Linked DNA regions of Homo sapiens: all the other regions are linked to region 1. Evidence: chromatin contacts called from ENCODE Hi-C or POLR2A ChIA-PET data. All regions are on one chromosome and are shown on one strand. The core of a region is the stretch at or near the end of the contact, and the rest is flanking DNA. Distances in the headings are between cores, read along the strand shown.

Region 1 (4,541 bases), core at 1,449-3,948:
CCCAAACAGACAAAGAAAAATACTTTAAAGCACCAACTAGATGGCTGACAAAGACTGCAGAACATCTACTCAAGTCAAGGGGAAAATAAGAATTATTTTCTTCTTGCAAATAAAACAGAATTCCCAAGGCCATTTAAAATGTCTGTTTGCCTATATGCCTTATTTTAGCTGAAATTTCCTTTGCATAATTTAGTCCTAGGAAGTTTCATATCATTCTAGAACTAAAGATAATTTGTCTTAGTCTATTAAATAGTTAGCAATCTTCAGCTAAGCACAAGTTGTAGCTGAGGTCAAAAGTAGAAACACTAACTTTCTCTACGGCATTTGTTGATCTAACCCCAGGGTAGGAAGTCTAAACTCTGAGGAGAGGGTTCCCAGTTAAAGAGGTTAATAATATCTTTGTCACCACAAAGACTTGCCCCCTAGAACCATGGAGATTGGAAGAGATGACTGAAAGTTAATTCAGCCAGAAGATATTTTGGGCTCAAAAATGGAAGTACATACTGCTTATGGGACCTTTAAGATATGAATTTGAGACAAGTAGAGTCGCCTGTGAGATTGGGGAAGACACATTTTACACGTGTGGAAGCAGGATCAGCAGGATCAAACTTGTTTGGAGCCCATAGTAGGAAGTTCCCACAAGACAGAGTGTGGTTCAGAACTTTTGAATAATCTGAAGTGTGAAAACATGGAGCCAGGCTGCCTCTGGATGGAGTGAGCACCGCCCCACAGAAGCTGTTCAACAGAGGCTCTGGAAGGGAGGCCAAAGGGGAAGAGTCAAGTTAAGAGTGGCTGCAGATTGGAGAAATCTCCCCTTTGGTTTTCCACACTCCTAAGAGTCTGAGAGTCTAGAATTCCTTTCTCTAAAGAGGAAAGATACTAGAAAAGCCAGGGGAGACAGAATGACAAGAGGCAGGATGCAAAAACCTTGGGCAGCCTCTCTTCTCTCCTCTCATAATCGGGAGAATGATGGGATTCTGCACTCAGGGAAATGAAAGGGCAATAAACTTCCAAGGCAATGAAAGGCGCTGTCTCTAGTCCTGTATTCAGGCAACATGTGGAAGTCCTTGCTTTCAGACAGATTGTGGGGATTTTTTTTAAACACAAAAGCTTCTGTGGCTGAAGTGATGTGATCCAGATTGTGCAGCTGGAATTGCTCAACTTCAGGTGGCCCTGGGTTGGAGGACTACACCGCATGACTTGGTGTGTGCGGCATTGGCACGGTGTGGCGTGGGGTTTGTGGTGCTGGAATGGTGCAAAATTTCTCTTGAAATGTGTGCTGCTGCTTTGAGAGACCAATGGGATCATTAGAGAATGTCCACTGTTTATTAAAATGAACTCCATGGAGTACTAATCTCATAAGATCCGTGTTCTAGGGCCAAGTAAAGAGGAATGTTGTGTATCCATATTTCCTCCCTGTAGATTTACATTCAAAGGCTCTGAGAAGGGCTGTAGCAAAGCAACCTGTTTCATTTGGAATAATCCTGCTTTTTTTTTTTTTTTTTTTTTTGAGACGGAGTCTCGCTCTGTCACCAGGCTGGAGTGCAGTGGCATGATCTTGGCTAACTGCAACCTCCGCTTCCCAGGTTCAAGCAATTCTCATGCCTCAGCCTCCCGAGTAGCTGGGACTATAGGTGTGCCCCACCACACCCAGCTAATTTTTTTGTATTTTTAGTAGAGACGGGGGTTTCACCATGTTGGCCAGGATGCTCTCGATTTCTTGACCTCGTGATCCACCTGCCTCTGCCTCCCAAAGTGCTGGGATTACAGGCATGACCCACCGCACCTGGCCAATCCTTCTTTTTAAAAACTTATTTGATGGTGGTGTCAATTTTTACCTAAAACTACTGTCATCCTGGGAACTGATGCTCCGTGGTGAACACTGTGGTAACACTTTTGGGCAATTCCAAGGATGACACATAGACTCACAAAATGTTAGAACTGAAAGCAACACAGAATTTAATGCCATTCCCCCACTTTTTGAATAAACTAAGCAGAGGCCTGCAAGGGTTATACCAAAGTAATGACCAACAACCATTAACTCTGACCTGCAAGAACTTGAAATTTTAAAATGTCAACAAATGACTGTGTAACATTAGGTCATGGATTATGATGTAATATTATATTATACATAAGGTTAGACAGCAGTTACAAGAATACTGGACTTAGAATCAATAAAGCTGGGGTCTAATCGGAGGCCTCTGGCTCTGTCACTGTCACTGCTTAGGTCCATCTTTCTACTTTTGTTAGTGTTGTGTGCCCCCATCTCTAAAATGGGAAGAATAATGCTTGTGTGGCTGATCTCAAAAGTTCCGGTAAGAATCAAGACAGAACGAATGTGAAAGTGGTTTATAAATTGCACTGTGATATGTAGGAATCTTCCTTCCTCCTAACATATTGATGTTACAGCAGCATCAGGAGGATGTGAGTATTTTCCATTGCTTTTCTCATTGTGAGGGTAGTTTGCATGAATCTGCCACAGACTCCATCTTTCAACCACTTTCACTGTTTAGTGAGGTGACTGGTTACCTCAGCGAGCCCTCAGCAAATCTAGTTACCCCCTTGAGTGGAATGCTGGATCTGTGATCTTACACACACCTGACTAGCAAGGGAAAGCAGAAAGTTATGAGCAAGGTGAAAGTCTCAGCAGATTTTTGGACATTTGACTTCTAGTACTCACAGACACCTATGAAAAAAACAAAGGCTTCCGAATTTTGTGTTGTTAGGACTCAAAAAGAAGAAGAAAAAGAAGAAGAATTCAATAACAGTCATCACCAAAAGACAGAAAGAGAGGAAGACAGAATGTCTGCATTGAGAAAATCTTGGTATCTTATCTCTGGGATGTTATTGATGATCTGAGTATAGTGCAAAATCTTAAGTGAAATGAATTGGTGGTTTCAGTTCCGGATATGGTATGCAAAGAAAAAAAAAATTTGCTCTTTGAAATTCAACGCTTCCTCGTCTGTGCTTCAGGAAGCCACACGCCTGATGTTGAGCGTGGAAACTGACTCATTTCTAGCCCTTTGAGATTAGCCTCTCTAGCCCCCAGACTGTGGGCAGGATCTGGGCCCTAATGGGAAACTAGAATTGGGTCTGTCCAAACCTGGAGGAGAATCAGACACAACCTCATCGGATGCACATCTCTTTTAGGGTACTCAGCCTCCCAGAAGTTTCTGTAGGCAGAGGACCTTCTATACAAACTATCTCCAAAGCTTTTCAACTTGTAATTGGCAGTAGGTAGGTTGCCTGAAGTGGCAAAAAGCAAAAATACAAATACAGTGCTTACCAAGCACTTATCTTCAGAGTCGTGTTAAAGTAAGCTGGCCAACTGCCCCCCACTCCTCCCTTGGTGGAACAACACGTCTCTGACACTTTCAATTTAAAGACTCACATGTGTTTTCTCACCAACAAGCCCTAGGGAGTAACGAAACTTTCTTCTCCTTGACTCTCCCAGCAATCTGTTGATTTGGTGTCAACAGGTATTACAGGTATCTGTGTGTCACTTAGGCATTACATTTATTTAGAAAAGAAAAGTATGTTAGAGACTGGATGTCTCCCCCTGCCCCATTAAACTGACACAGGGAACCCCAGGATGACAGGGAGTTCAGATCTTCTAGAAGTGACCACTCCAAGCTTCAAGCTTGACCCTTTAGACCTTAAATCAGTGGTTTCCAAACTTTTTGCATACCCTCCCAGTAAGAGAAATAAACACTTGAAATGGCTTTTTTGCTTAATTCTGATGGACACATTAAAAAAACAAAGCGTTTGTCTAGAGGTAGTGAGAAGAATGCTGATTTAAATGAGAAGACAATGAGAGGCAAAGTGATGTTGGGGGCGGGGTGGGGAGAACAACTCGAGACTTGGCCTAGGGTCAGAAGATCTGAGTTTACTAACTTAATCTCACTAAGCCTCACTTTCCTCATCTGTAAAGTGTGAATGCTAATTACAAAATGAGATCACATATGTGAAAGCGTTTGCCTTATAAATGGTAAGGGATATGCAAAGGTTCATAGCTATTACTATGTATAAGCTTTTAAATATTAATGATTAATTTGTGTTAGAAATGAAATTTCAGACTTCATCATAGAATAAGGTTTAATCTTTCCGATTTTCTTATCTGCAAAGTTTTTATAAAACATAGTTGTCCGCATTATTGATTTATTTGCATGCCACTTACTTTAAAAAAGGATTTGAAGTAACATATACTGTTAGTCACAGAAATTACAGGATCATTAAAACACAGATGAAAGATTAAGACCTTGTCATGAAAGGACAGCTCGAAGAAAAAAACACAGAATAAGAATAATTTTAATCAAGCATATGATGTGATTTTGAGCTTCCCAGCAGCTTAGACAAGAAAGGAACATGCATTGCATTTCACAGCCCTCTTCCTCTAGTAAAGGAAGAATAGCTATGGATCAAGGGGGACCCAGCCCTTTCTAGCCCTAAACTCCACAAGAAATGTATCATGTGCAACCTTATATAAGAAATATCAAAAATAAATTGGGTGGTATCTTCAAACCGAAATGTAGCAAAGATAC
Region 2 (4,541 bases), core at 621-3,120, 500 kb before region 1:
CTTTTTCCTGTCCACTACAGAGCCTGGTTAAGTAACAATGGCACAAGATGGAAGTGAATAGGACCCAGTAAAAGAACGGAATTTAATGCAGATGTCAAGATATAAAACAGTGAAATCTTATCTACCAGGAATCACATTGGGTGGCATTCATGACACTTTACTCTCACCTCAAGTGGTGATATTTCTGGGAGACCTCATAGAACTTGGAGATTTCTTTCCCAGGAGGTAATTTTTACAGAGGATGCCCTTACTAAAACCCAAGTCATTACAACATTAACAGATCAATAATAAAAATAATGACGAATTAAAATGCCATTTCTATAGAACGGTAAAAAATAAAATAAAATGTCATTTTAATTCCATTGTAATGTCAATAAAACTACCCCTGATATCTGAAAAGTTTAAGCAAGATGACACAATTCAACTGAACTAAGGAAAATTCCAAATGGTTATTCCAAAGGTCTTGTCAAATAATGTCGCCTTGAGACACTATTTGAGAAACTTGGTAATAACTTCTTGAGACTACTTTGGCTGTTTTATATTTGTATACATCATAGACATCCATGCACAGGAGATTGATTTTAAGCAATTTTCACACATTATTTGGATGACCTTAACCTTCAAATCGCTCTGGATAGTAATAATTCGGGAAAATAATGATGGAAAAATTATTTCATTTAATACAAGTAATAATGGCATTAACATGAGATACAGTGTACTGCTGAGGAACAGCTACAGACTTGGATTTAGGAGACAAGGGTTCAATTCCCAGCTTTGCAATATGCTAGTTATTTCACTTTACATACATTATACTTGGCAGATTGAGGGTGATAATAACTTTTTTACAGAGTAGCTAGAAAGATAAAGTAAGCAGTAAAGCAAAGTGGACTTCAGATGAAATGGAAGCTAATAAATCCACTACAATATTTTTCAAATAGTTAAGATACTGTTCTGCCAGATAAGTTGTTTTAGTAATTGTAATAATTCATTATTACCAAATAGTGTTTATCGTACATTACCAATACTTAAGGGAAGATACTAAAATTTGGTCAAATGTGACTTCTACATTTATTAGCCTAACCTTGGGTCTCTGAATCACAGATTTTTCATTTGTCTTTAGGAACCATAATAATGTAGGAACTATAATAACGTTGCAGGATATTCTGGTGATTAAACTAGATATTATGTGAGAAAGTGCTCTAAAATTTATTCACATTTGTGCACACTCATACAAACACATTTTAAAATTACAAGTTGTAATGAACATTTCACAATAAAATCCTTCTTTCATTGCTTCCTGTTTTCTCAGGATTACCCCAACGTGTGAACAAGTAAGAGAGCAAAACAAAACAAAAAATGATTAAGTTAGCTTACAACTCCATTCTTAAGCGTGTGTGTTTGACTAGGTAAAAAAAGCTGCCTGAAATTATTTCAGGAGATTTAAAGAGAATTGCCTTTTGCTTTTTCTTTCTTGCCTTAGCATTTGTATGCACAGGCACATTTCATTCTAAAATATAACAGACAAGTGCAGAGAGATAGCAATAGTACTTCTGGCCAGTACCTCCAGGAAAGTACTTCTTGCCTGTGGTATAAGATCATATTTCTTGGTCCTTCCTCTCTGAAGCTACCTAACTTCCTGGAGCTATTTCTAGAGGTAAGTTTCAGAGCACGCTAGAACATTTAGGTCTACCCATAGTGAAGTCACTCTGTTCACATTGCAAAGCTATTCCCAGGAGCCCAGATGCATTGCCTGAGGACATCAGCAAAGAGCTGCCAAAATTACAAGGGTCAGGATGGGGGCCATTCTCTGCTTTTGCACATGCTGTTCCCTTTACTTGGCATGCCATGCTGTCCACCACCCTTTTCTGCTTGGTAAACAACTAACTCATTCTCCAACACTCAGATCAGATGTGTCCTCGTCTGTGATGCTTTCCCCAGTTCCTCCTAGAGGACATCCTTCATATTATATTACGGCACTAAATTTACATAATGCAATTTTTATGCACATGTGGTGCCTGTTATATGTCTATCTTGACTAGTAGACTTATCTATTCTGTTTGAAGACAGCGACATACAGAACAATGTAAAGAACATATAATAAGGGAGAGTGCTGGAAGAGCAAACTGCTAGAAGACTCAGGATGCCACATCCCAATGACCTATACTCCTCTGCCCCAGGTGCTGTCCTCAGCCATCAGGTCTCTCTGAATGCAGTAATTTTAAGAAAGGATGATAAAAATATCATACTGATTTTTTTTAAGTTCTTTAGGTTAATCGTTATTCTAGGGTATGATTTCTTTATATGGTATATTTGCCCAAAGGCTCAGGTGTCAGATTTATTTTTATAATGTCCATAATGAATCCATTTTTAGATAATTTACATAGGCCTACTGTGACCCAAAATTGGCTGAGATTTCAGGCATTGCTACCCAAAGCAACACAATAGCAAGAGCTCTGTAATGCAGAAGCTTGTCCATGGCTAGGGCATTCTCGAAGAATCCATTTTTTTGTTGTTGTTTGAAATTTTCTGGTTTTGGATCCCAAATAAAATGACCCAGGACAACATATGCAAACGATTGGTGTCTATAATGAAAGCACTGAGGGAAAAGAATAGCAACATGAAAGATGCTCTAGGTCTCTGAATCTGTACAATGTTCACAAGATAAAGACTCTCAAGACTTCAAAAGCTACCATCATTAACTACGGGAGGAAGAGTACACTCTCAGGACTTGGAGAAGGTTCAAAGGAGATTAAGGCACTGGTCCCTGAAGTTAATGAAATAAATGAGTGGTTCCCAAACGTTGGTTGAGCATCAATCACAATTCCCGGGAAGTTCTGTTTTATTTTTTATTTTGCTTTGTTTTAATGCAGATTCCTGGGCCCCATGGCCAGATATTTTGATTCTGTAAAATTGTGATGGGACCTAGGACTTGCTTTAATTTTTTTCTTTTGAAAAATGTTCTCCAAGTCTTTCTGATGACTGGCCAGCTTTGAAAACCACAGGTTTAAGCCATACATTTTGGCAGGGATACATATAGCAGTGATCTTTCAAAGTATCATGCAAGCAATTCAGATGGCATGTAAGATAGCACTTTGAGTAAGAGAAGAATACATTAAGATATCTATATGCATTCCTTTATTTTACTATTATTAATTTTTTTTTAAATATGGACTCATAGAAAGTTGCAAAAATAGTACAGAGTTTCCATGTACATTTTACCCAGGTTCCCTAAATGGTAATGCTCATAAAGCTGTAATACATTCGAAAACCCAGCAAACTGACATTGTTACCTTATTGTTAACTAGGAGTTACTCAGTTTTTACCATTTTATAACCTGCATTGATTTGTGTGTGCATACAGTTCTATGTAACTTTATCCCATGTATAGATTCATGTAATCATCACTCCAATTGAGGTACAGATCTGTTCCACCCATACAAAGACTCTTGCTGCGTCCTCTTTGTAGGAATGACCAGTACTTGCCCCCCCCCGACCCACCCATTTCTGTCCCCTAGCAATCATGAATATGTCCTTTATCTCTAGAGCTTTGTCTTAAAATGAAATCATATAATACATGTAACCTTTCGAGACAGTTTTTTCATTAAGCATGTCCAGGTTATTGCATATACCAACAATACTTCATTCTTTTTTACTGCTGAATGGTATTATTCCATTGTATGGCTGTACCAGACTTCACTGAAACATCTGCCCATCAAAGGATATTTGGGTTGTTTCCAGTGTTTTGTCATTATGATAAAAAAAAAAAAGTTGCTATGAACATCCATGTACAGGTTTTTTCGTGAACATAACATTTTGATTCTCTGGATTAAATGCCAAAGGGTATATTTGCTGAGTCATATGGTTAGTACATGTTTACTTTTGTAAAATACCGCCAAAGAGTTTTCCATCGTGGCTACAAAATTTTGCACATGCCTACCAGCATTGTGAGAGATCATTTCTCCACATCCTTAGCAGCATCTGGTACAAATTTTTATTTTAGCTTTTCTAATACATGTGTGGTGATATCTCTTTGTGGCTCTCTGTTTATTTTTATTATCAAAAAAGCAATTAAATTCTCTTCAGATGTAAAATACGGAGGGACAATAGTATTGTATATTTGTATAATTCAAAAATAAAGATGATTAATATGTATCTCACCACACAAATCAGCATTAATTATTGTTTTTGAACCATACAAGAATTAGGAGGCACCCATCACCTTATTAAGGAACTCATTTCAGTAGTTAATTAAGCTGACAAGTTACAAAATAAAAGAGATTTCTGTCAACAATACAGGGACTTCTCCTTGTTCTAAAACATCCAATCCACTTTGTTCGGGTATATTAGTTCAATCACTGTAACTTCTAAACAAGTCCCCCAAAACGTGTCTATGGCAACCAGAGAAGGAATCCCCAGGATCATGGCTTGGCTTCCCCACTTACTAATCTGCAATACTGAACAAGCCACCTGCCTCTCTGAGTCTCTGAAATGAAGATTAAATTGTTGCCTGCATTCAAGAATTTTCATTGGTTATTTACAGCA
Region 3 (4,541 bases), core at 1,083-3,582, 420 kb before region 1:
AAATCCCTCATCTGTCTTCTTTTTTTTAATGTTCCCCAACAATGTGCAGGAAACAGGAGCTCATTCTCAGATTCCTATAATTCACTGATTCAGAAAAGGGCAGGAGGCGGGTGGAGGAGAGTGATGATGTCAGCGTCAAACAACCTCTTACAGGAAGAACTGCAAGGGAATCCACAGTCTTTTAATAAACACGGAAAGCAGAAGGTAGCCGGAACCCTCTGTGCCATGTCTTCATGAAATTAATGAAGATACCTGGAGTCCATTTATGTTTAAGGACATCTCACATCCCCATGCTGAAAATGAAATTGGTTTTGCCTGGAAGATAATGGCCTTTTAAGAACTAGGAAGTGAAAGGATAGTTTATAGAAAAAGATTTCTCTACTTAAAGATACAACTATGTAGTCAGAAGAATTCTAGTCCAAGATCAGTCAAAAACACTTTAGACAAATCAGATTCCCTCCCAGACACTAAAATCTCCATCTGTGACATGAAATAATTTGTTTAGATTACTTCGTGAAGTCCCCTCTGGCTTTGACATTCTGATCTCCTTTACAGATCCAGTGATTTGCTCTGGAAAAATCAAATAATGGAAGAAGCATCCACCTCTTCCTAACGGTCTTAATAGGGGGGAAGTTTACCAGATCCTCTCATAAGACCCAGATCAGGGAACAATGTCACAGAGTAAAGAAATGTGGAGGAAAACAGCTTTTCTTTCCTAACAAGGAATTGCAAGTTGCTGGGGTAAGGGACTACCGCTACCGGTGTATAAATGCCCATTCTTACAGTATATATAATAAAAGTCATTAACTGCATGTCTGGTATGTAAAAGAAGCAAAAGCTAAGCAGAAAAATAACTAATTTTCCACAGTGGCTGTGCAGTAGAGTCATAGGACTGTCCTATGATTTTGGAAACATGGCACCAGGAGAGAGAAGGGACTAGCTAGGAAATAAAATCATATATAAGAGAACATTTAACCGGAAGTAATGCCATGATCAACTGGTCCAACTTTGTCATTAGATGATGAAACAGACCTCATAGAGGGAAGGTGACTTGCCTAGGTGACACAGCCAGGTGACATTACAGCTGGGATTAGAAAAGGATTCTCATGGCTTCTGGTGCACATAACATACAACATACTGCTTTGCTCCCAAAAACAATGTGATTCTATTCAGGTTATTACAGAGGTAATTTCACTTATAACTACTGCCTCTACCTCCACTTCAAAAAACGGTAACTGATTAATTTTATTTAAAGCAGACTAGGACTGTTTCCACCAAATTATAATAAACAATTCACTCTGGCAATATAGACAAGTCCATGAGATTTAATTGGGTATTATTCATCCTTGCTAATGAATCACCCTGTGGAAAACAGGGATAATCAACCGTCTACAAGAGGCCAGAAGCCTGTTCTCGTTCAAGTACAGATCTTGCCTATTAAAGAACATTAGGTATCAGCTCTAAATAGTAAACAGGGTATACTGTTGCAGATTCCGTGGAGTGCAGCTTTAAATAGATTTGGTTTGGAAATGGGACAGAGAACACACCGCAGTCAGTGGATCAACGTTGAGAGCAGAGAAAAACAATGATTACACTCATTAAGTGGGTACCTGTTGACACATTTACTGTCAAGTCTAATTATTTATTGAAACTGTTATTCTTTCTTCATTACTGCCACTGATACCAATTATTGCCACAGGATTATTTTAAATTTCTACAGCATGCTCCCAGACTATTTACTTCTCCACCTCCCAAAGGTTACTTGAGAGGTTTCTATCATTCCCTCTCTACCATTCCCCACCTCCAAAATATAACGAAAAGAGAAAGAGAGAAAATTCCTCTTTCTTGAGAGTAATTTTTGTAACCTTTCAGGGCTTGCTTAAAACTCCTCTTGATAGTTTCAAGATGGGTTTCTGTGGGGACAGGGGATACAGTTAATTACTTTTCAAAGCTTATTCTATTAATATTTAACAATTGGCATCGGAGGGAAGGTTAGTGTGATAACTGCAGTTTCTAAATGAACAAGTTAGATCTCTGCCTCACAGAGCTGTCAAAAACTATGATAGTAGGTATCTACAGTACATTCTTTTCTGATATATTTATCCGTAAAAATAAAACATTAGAAATAAGTTTTTGCAGGGTTATTTTGTGGACTAGAAAAGAAATAAAAGGTGGACAGGAGCCATTCTTACATTTTTTGCTACTACCTTTTTTAAAAACAATGTTCTCTTTTTCTGTGTTAGTTTGCTGAGAATGATGGCTTCCAAACACCGCATGTTCTCACTCAGAAGTGGGAGTTGAACGAGAACACATGGACACAGGGAGGGGAACATCACACATCGGGGCCCGTTGATGGGTGGAGGGCAAGGCAAGGACAAATACCTAATGCATGCGGTGCTTAAAACCTGGATGATGGGTGGATAGGGTGCAGCAACCACCATGGCACATGTATACCTACGTAAAAATCCTGCATGTTCTGCACATGTATCCAAGAACTTAAAGTAAAATAATAAGTAAATAAATAAATAAAAAACTTCCTGGGTAAACTAGCTTATATTCCACTTGAAAAATAAATAAATAATAATAAAAATAAAAACAATGTTCTTTTTTTGTAGGAATGAGAAGAAAATCTAAATAACTTAAGTGGCTGTTATGTCTGGTTTAATTACAGAAATTTCATAGTCCATACATAACCTACCTTGTCTGCACGTGTTCTTATTATATATATATGATATTAGCTTTGAAAATCATGTAAACCTGACACCTTAATTTCCTCTCAATTCTAAATTTTCTAAGTCCTACAAATTTGGGGCAATACCAACCAATTTTATTCTTCTCAAAGGTCTGTGCAACTGAAGTCATGGTTGCAGTTCGAGGTCATAGATATAACATACCAAAGGAATTAACAAAATATTCAGCAGAATACATGTGTATAGTACTCTAAATAATGATATCAAATCTTCTACAAAGTTACTATTCTACATATTGACTACTTCACCTCTTTTTGGTTAAGTTACATTACATAAAACACAGTAGAGCTCATTAGAAGGTACAGATTCAGCAGGTTGACTTTAGGAGAAAAATCGCATCTGGTAAATTTTACAACTATGATGCTTCCTTTAAATGTTTTTTCTCCATTGGCCTCCATTTTCTTGGCAAACTCAAGACAAATGTATTCTTCTGCCAAGGATTGGTGTCATTCCCAACAGTCCCCCAGGAGAGTGGCATTCAGATACAATGGATGCAAGGTTTCAAAAGACTAACTCAATTTTCTGTGTTCTTAGGATTTTTCTGTTGTGGCTTTGGATTCTAGCTTTTTGAGATGATTTTGTTTGGCAGCTAAGAGAGAGTGACTGACCCAGCCATAAATATTTGGCCCCTTCAGAGCCAGGTAACACTGGCAGTATAGTGTAGTCAAAAATGCGCTCAATCAAGGGTTAGGAAACCAGGTAAAAAGCCCTCCTGCCACATACTAGTTGAGGATACAATAAAATAATGGTTAAGCACATTCTACTCCATTGCATTTTATGGACACTTAAATACATACACATTAAATCTGAATCGTCTGTGTGGCCCAGATTTTTGGTTTTGGTATTAAACCTTAAGGGCTATGAATTAAAAGGGAAAAAAATAAATCAAAAAAACAAAAATAAAAAGAGAGGTCAGCTCACTGTCTTGGCCATTTTTCAGTTCTTTTCCTCATAAAGTACTTTGTATTTCTTCTATTCTTTGTATTTCTTCTAAAATCAACATTACTGGCTCAGATGCCTATTAGTATTTCATAAACAAGAAGACACGCCTCCTCTCTTACCTCAGATAGCTGGCTCCTGGAATGGATGGTTGACACAAGGTTCAGCCAACTGCAATGCTAGTGTTTACAAATGAAATAAGTAAAAATTACTTCCAGACACCAAACCCATATTTATTCATTAATAGTCATAACCTCTTATATCTACATAATGGTTTCTTGTTTTACAAAACATTTTCACATTCATTGCACCCCACAGGAACCCGATGAAGAAGCAGGAAGAGATGATTCTACTGGCTTCATAGGTGAGGAAACAGAAGCTCAAAGAGGGACAGAAAGGATGAGAAAGGAACTAACACCATCCTCATGATTAACTTTACAGAAACCATATAAAATGAATATTATTGTCCACATTTTACAGAAGTAGAAACTGAAGTTCACAAAAGGAAAGTAATTTGCCCAAGATTACACAGTTTAGTATCTGGCAGGGCATGAATTTGGAGCCAAAGTTTGTGCCTGCTAGTCCAGTAATCCTTCCTTTCTACTTCAGTTTTTCCTAGGTTATTAGGCTAGGGAAAGACAAAGACAAACAGCAACTCATTGTCTTAATTCACAAGGCTTGGTGGAGAGAGAAAATAAAATAAAACCAGCTATTTGATTGAAATGAGGAAATGGGAAAAGTACATAGGATTTCGAGCCAGTCAGATTTCCTTTAATCAATGGCCTTAGGCAAGTTATTTAAACTCCATGAGTGTCAATTTCTTCATATGTATGTGAAGATTATGATATATAC

Evidence for each region. A loop is a pair of places that touch in the nucleus more often than their neighbours do. ChIA-PET counts read pairs that join two places held with the same protein, here RNA polymerase II (POLR2A). Pooled maps may share reads with other maps.
Region 2: a loop to region 1 is called in a pooled map, with 2.3 times the contacts of the local background. The contact joins two enhancer-like sites. A Hi-C loop is called at or near these places in 1 of 168 maps with a recorded cell type or tissue (naive thymus-derived CD4-positive, alpha-beta T cell), 2 of 37 single-sample maps with no recorded cell type and 9 of 50 pooled maps.
Region 3: a pooled map shows a loop between it and region 1 (3-fold over the local background). The contact joins two enhancer-like sites. A Hi-C loop is called at or near these places in 8 of 50 pooled maps. POLR2A ChIA-PET finds 5 or more read pairs at or near these places in 2 of 52 experiments (PC-9 and activated CD4-positive, alpha-beta T cell).

What each region holds. Positions count from the first base shown.
Region 1 is chr3:187,917,673-187,922,213 of GRCh38, reverse strand. No RefSeq gene overlaps it. Among named protein-coding and RNA genes, the nearest start is that of LINC01991, 56 kb to the left of the region's middle. RefSeq lists an enhancer at 2,777-2,956. Within about 2 kb of position 2,698, at least 7 of the 41 ENCODE cell types and tissues checked have a DNase peak (open chromatin) inside an H3K27ac peak, as active enhancers do.
Region 2 is chr3:188,414,725-188,419,265 of GRCh38, reverse strand. All of the region lies in intron 4 of LPP (LIM domain containing preferred translocation partner in lipoma), which reads right to left. Among named protein-coding and RNA genes, the nearest start is that of LPP-AS1, 150 kb to the left of the region's middle. Within about 2 kb of position 1,870, at least 5 of the 41 ENCODE cell types and tissues checked have a DNase peak (open chromatin) inside an H3K27ac peak, as active enhancers do.
Region 3 is chr3:188,340,990-188,345,530 of GRCh38, reverse strand. LPP (LIM domain containing preferred translocation partner in lipoma) reads right to left here. Exons shown (of 12, transcript NM_001375462.1): 3 at 3,812-3,868. Among named protein-coding and RNA genes, the nearest start is that of FLJ42393, 160 kb to the right of the region's middle. Within about 2 kb of position 2,332, at least 3 of the 41 ENCODE cell types and tissues checked have a DNase peak (open chromatin) inside an H3K27ac peak, as active enhancers do.